Regions from separate parts of the Homo sapiens genome. Here region 2 is linked to region 1. A link is a loop called in an ENCODE intact Hi-C map of the cell type or tissue named here. Cell type or tissue: mesothelial cell of epicardium. All regions are shown on one strand.

Region 1 (2,500 bases):
CAAGACCAAAGTCTGGGAAAGTTCATTTTCTATAGAGAGCCCTTTTCCTGGCTTGCAGATGGCTGCCCACTTGCTGTGTGCTTACATGGCCTTTTCTTAGTGCTTGCACTCAGACAGCTTACTCTCTCATGTCTTCTCTTAAAAGGGCACCAATCCTGTCTTGAGTGTCCCGCACACTCAAGTGTCTCAACTTGAGTCTCTCAACTAGCACTAATTACCTTCCCATGCTCAAGTACCTTCACATTGGAGGTTAGGTCTTTAATATATGAATTAGGGGGGTGGGGACACAAACATTCATAACAGAGATGTCAGGGACTTCAGAGTTATGTGCTAAGATGCATGTGGACACCACCTGACTCAAGTCTCCCCAATCTATTCCCCAAACTTAATCCCATCATCTTCCCTTCCCTGTAATGACTGGTCCATCACACAGGGTAATGGGGCCCCAAGAGGTGCACTGGAGTCACATTGATGCCTCCACACTCTTCTTCAGCCCCTTCCTCTCCTCTGGCCCATAAGACCTATTTAACAGACTGTTCCCACAAAGTTTTCAGTCAATACTAAGGACTGAGTAGTCTTCCAGGGACATTTCCACTTTAACACAGGAGTCTTAAAGAGGAACCTCCAAAATGCAAAGAAATAAAGCTCTTGTAATGTAATTTCTGGAAATGCTATAGCTAGTGAGGAGTTTGCAAATGGGATTCCATCTCATTATGACCTGAATCACTGCATGGAAGTGGCCACTACTCTCTGTTTGTGAGACTAATCCTTGTCAAGACTTAGGTAGCACATGAGCAGAGGATAGTTTTGACTTATTGCTTATTCTCCAAAGTAATGAGCAAGTGAAATTTTAACTATGGCAAATAAATGATAGAATTTTAGAAATAGAAGGAATCTTTGAAATTCAACTGGATCACTTTACAAATGAGGAAGTGAAAGTATACCTTGGCTGGGTGTATTGCCCAATACTGTATAGTTACATGAAGATCAAAGACTAGAATACTTTTTATGACACTATTTCACATCATTGCTCCAGTTCTGCCCCATATCATTAGATATCAAGATCAGCTTCTGGCAGCACACCCTCAGTCTAGACCAGTTAGCAAAGAGGTGGTCAAGCAAGCCACTTCCTCACCAGCAACTCTTTAATTTATGAGACTTAGGCAACCACTTTTGCACATTTCATGCTGTGTTGGGTCTCAAAAATTGGTTTGTGGCTTCCTTTTCAAATAAGTCACATATACTGAATTGCCAACTGTTACCACCCTACCTTTTGTATTAATTCACAAATGTAGGCAACCTCTAGGTAGGTTCAATCTTATTGTCTCCATAACGATCAACACACAACTGATAAAACAAGCACCAGTCTCTTACCTTTGCAGACTCTTGAGAAGGTCCCTGACATTAGAGAGATTTATGGGGTCAATGGACAAATGCTAGATTTAATAAATACTTAAGATACAAAGCCGCTGTATCTATCTCTTGGATCCCTTCTGATTGCCCAGTGTGGAGATCATGGTTCTTGCAACTTCAGGACTTGGCTGCTGAGAGGAGCCAAGAATGTGGAAACAGTGTAGCTCATTTATTGCTTCCATGTTGGTCTGAGATTATGGGAAAAAAGGTACTATCAGTCCATGGTTGGATTAATAACAAGGAAGAGCATTAAAGCTATTTTGAGACTTTTCTTCAAGTTTGCACTTTGGAAAATTTCCAATCTCAAGTAAAGAGAATAGTGGCCGGGTGCGGTGGCTCATGCCTGTAATCCCAGCACTTTGGGACACTGAGGTGGGTGGATCATCTGAGGTCAGGAGTTCAAGACCAGCCTGGCCAACATGGTGAAACCCTGTCTCTACTAAAAATACAATAATTTGTCGGCCATGGTGGCTCATGCCTGTAATCCCAGCTACTCGCGAGGCTGAGGCAGGAGAATCACTTGAACTCGGGCGGTGGAGGTTGCAGTGAGCCGAGATCGTGCCACTACATTCCAGCCTGGGTAGCAAAGCAAGACTCTGTCTCAAAAAAAAAAAAAAAAAAAAGAGGATAATGAATCTCCATGTACCCATCATCTAGCCTCAACAGTCTGCCATCCTTGACCCAGGTGTACCTCCACATGCTTCCCACCCTTACTCAATTATTATCATTTTAAAGTAAAATGTATATACATTGAAATGCACAATTGTTAGCTATACAATTCAGAACTGGATACCCTGTGTAGCCCACACTCCTATTGTCTCCTTTTGGGTATACTTAAAATATATATAAGTCAGTAGATAATGAAATAACTTACAACTTTTCAGCTGTTCTCATTTTCAAATCACGAGGCATTCTTGGGGGTGTTCCTCACTTGAGAAATTCTTCCCTTGTGCCTCCCCTCATCCCATCTCAGCACTGGAAGATCAAGCCACATTTGTCTCTGACACTGTTTGCCTCTGCACATTGACTCCAGATGTCTACCTGACTTCTTAGATTTGAGAATCCAAATGAGATTTCCAATAGTTTA
Region 2 (2,500 bases), 520 kb after region 1:
CTGAACGTCAAGTGATGTAACAGACCAACCAATAAATCTTGGATACCATTTTTTTTTTTTTTTTTTTTTTTTATTAAGACACAGTCTCGCTGTGTCACCCAGGCTGGAGTGCAGTGGCGCGAACTCGGCTCACTGCAAGCTCTGCCTCCCGGGTTCACACCATTCTCCTGCCTCAGCCTCCGGAGTAGCTGGGACTACAAGCGCCCGCCACCACGCCCAGCTAATTTTTTGTATTTTTTTTTTTTTTTAGTAGAGACGGGGTTTTACTGTGTTGGCCAGGATGGTCTCGATCTCCTGACTTAGTGATCCGCCCCCCTTGGCCTCCCAAAGTGCTGGGATTACAGGCATGAGCCACCGCACCCGGCCTTGGATACCGTTTTCAAATGATCAGAGTAATATTCTTTACCGTTGCTCAAAAATGTGCTATGGTTAACAGTTAACTGTTACAGAACAATCACTGTTTCATCCATTTTCTACAGAGCCCGAAGGATTCCATACTTCATGAGGCTAAAGGAAAGTGATAGGTAGCTGAGAATGAGGGTATTTCAGCTCACCTATCCCTACTCCAACTCTAGTTCTAGTACACGAACTTGTGGGTACAAATCCATTAAACATACACGTCATGGTCAAAAACAATAACCTGGCCAGGTGCGGTAGCACCTATAATCCCAGCTACTTGGGAAAAATGCGGGAAGACTGCTTAAGCCCAGAAATTCAAGCCAGACTGGGCAACAAGGCAAGACCTTATCTCAAAAAAGGAGAGAAAAAAAAAAGACCTATGGAATAAAAATCAGTTTGGGCACAGTTGCTCATACCTGTAATCCCAGCACTTTGGTAGGCCAAGGCAGGTGGATCACTTGACGGCAGGAGTTTGAGACCAGCCTGGCCAGCATGGCAAAACCCCATCTCTACTAAAAATACAAAAAAAAAAAAAAAAAAAAAAAAAGGCACCTAGGTGTGGTGGCTTGCACCTGTAGTCCCAGCTACTCAGGAGGCTGAGGCATGAAAATCACTTGAACCCTGCAGGTGGAGGCTGCAGTGAGCCAAGATCACACCACCACACTCCAGCCTGGTCAACAAAGTGAGGCTGTCTCGGTTTGTCGGGCGGGCGGGGGGAATAAAAATCAAAGTGCTTTAGCTCAAGATTTAAGAACCCATACGATGCCATCATCACCTCATATGACTTTCCAACCATATCTGCTATTATGGCCCCATGAGAGGACGCTGTTCAATTCAAACTAATTTATTTATTGAGCTATCCTTTTTCAAATCTCCAATTTTTCTTTACCTAAAACACATTCCCCACTTCTACTGAGAAAATCCTATATTCCCTCAAAAATATAGCTTTCCCTAAAATATTTCCACTTTTTTTTCCAAATTCTAGAAACATGTACTATCAGGACCATTAGCAATTACTCAATTATTTGCCTTATGACATAGCTTCTTTTATAATGTTAAATATTCATGTGAATCTTTTATAACTAATAAATCACGACAAGTTTCTGCCTGATATGTACATGGGGAAAGAAGCTTCTCTGAAGGCAAAGATGACTTTTTTCTCTTTGAGACGGAATCTCACTCTGCCGTCCAGGCTGGAGTGCAGTGGTGCCATCTCAGCTCACTGTAACCTGCACCTCCCAGGCTCAAGAGACCCTCCTGCCTCAGCCTCCCGAGCAGATGGGACCATAGGTGAGTGCCACCATGCCCAGGTAACTGTTTTTGTACTTTTGGTAGAGATGAGGTTTCGCCATGATGCCCAGGCCGGTCTCAAACTCCTGAGTTCTGGCAATCCACCAGTCTCGGCCTCTCAAAAGTACTGGGATTATAGGTGTGAGCCACTGCACCCACCAAGGGCTTCTTTGTATTTGCCACACAACTGAAAACACTGCTTCAAACATAGTAAACATTCAATAATTATTTAATAAATGTCACTGGGCACAGCGGCTCACACCTCTAATCCCAGCACTTTAGGAGGCCAAGGTAGGAGGATCACTTGAGGCCAGGAGTTCAAGACCAGCCTCAGCAACAAAGAGAGACCCCCATTTTTAGAAAACATAAAAAAAAAATTAGCAGGAATGGTAGCGCATGCCTGTAGTCACAGCCACTCGAGAGGCTAGGGAGGAGGATTGCTTAAGCAGGAGCTCGAGAATACAGTAAGCTAGGATCACATTACTGCACTTCAGCCTGAGCGACAGAATAAGATCCTGTCTCTTAAAAAAAAAAAAGAAAAAAAATTCTAAATAAATCAGAAAGGCAGTAATCTGATTAAAAGATCATCTGGTTACATGCAGCAGCAAGAGTAAAGTTGTACAAACAGGCTAGCTATGCATGGGAAAAAAATAAAATTTAATCAGTGTACATTTTAGGGCGTCCTCTGTATGATTATTATGAGTATTAATGATTATGATTATTAATATGATTATTACTAAATTGTGTCTACTATTTATGTTTGACAAATTTTAGCAATCAAGTATGTTTTTCTCTAATAGTTTTAAAATCT

The links. A loop is a pair of places that touch in the nucleus more often than their neighbours do. Peaks named below come from ENCODE experiments on the same cell type or tissue, not always from the same donor. Only the 100,000 strongest peaks of a DNase experiment are listed, where the experiment ranks them.
Region 2: a loop joins it to region 1, with 22 times the contacts of the local background. A loop is called at or near these places in 80 of 110 quality-filtered maps.

The regions. Positions count from the first base shown.
Region 1 is chr5:113,506,320-113,508,819 of GRCh38, reverse strand. No RefSeq gene overlaps it. Among named protein-coding and RNA genes, the nearest start is that of YTHDC2, 6.1 kb to the left of the region's middle. In mesothelial cell of epicardium, no CTCF peak of the experiment used is centred here; no DNase peak of the experiment used is centred here.
Region 2 is chr5:112,986,067-112,988,566 of GRCh38, reverse strand. The region is part of intron 2 of DCP2 (decapping mRNA 2); the gene reads right to left. Among named protein-coding and RNA genes, the nearest start is that of DCP2, 11 kb to the right of the region's middle. In mesothelial cell of epicardium, no CTCF peak of the experiment used is centred here; no DNase peak of the experiment used is centred here.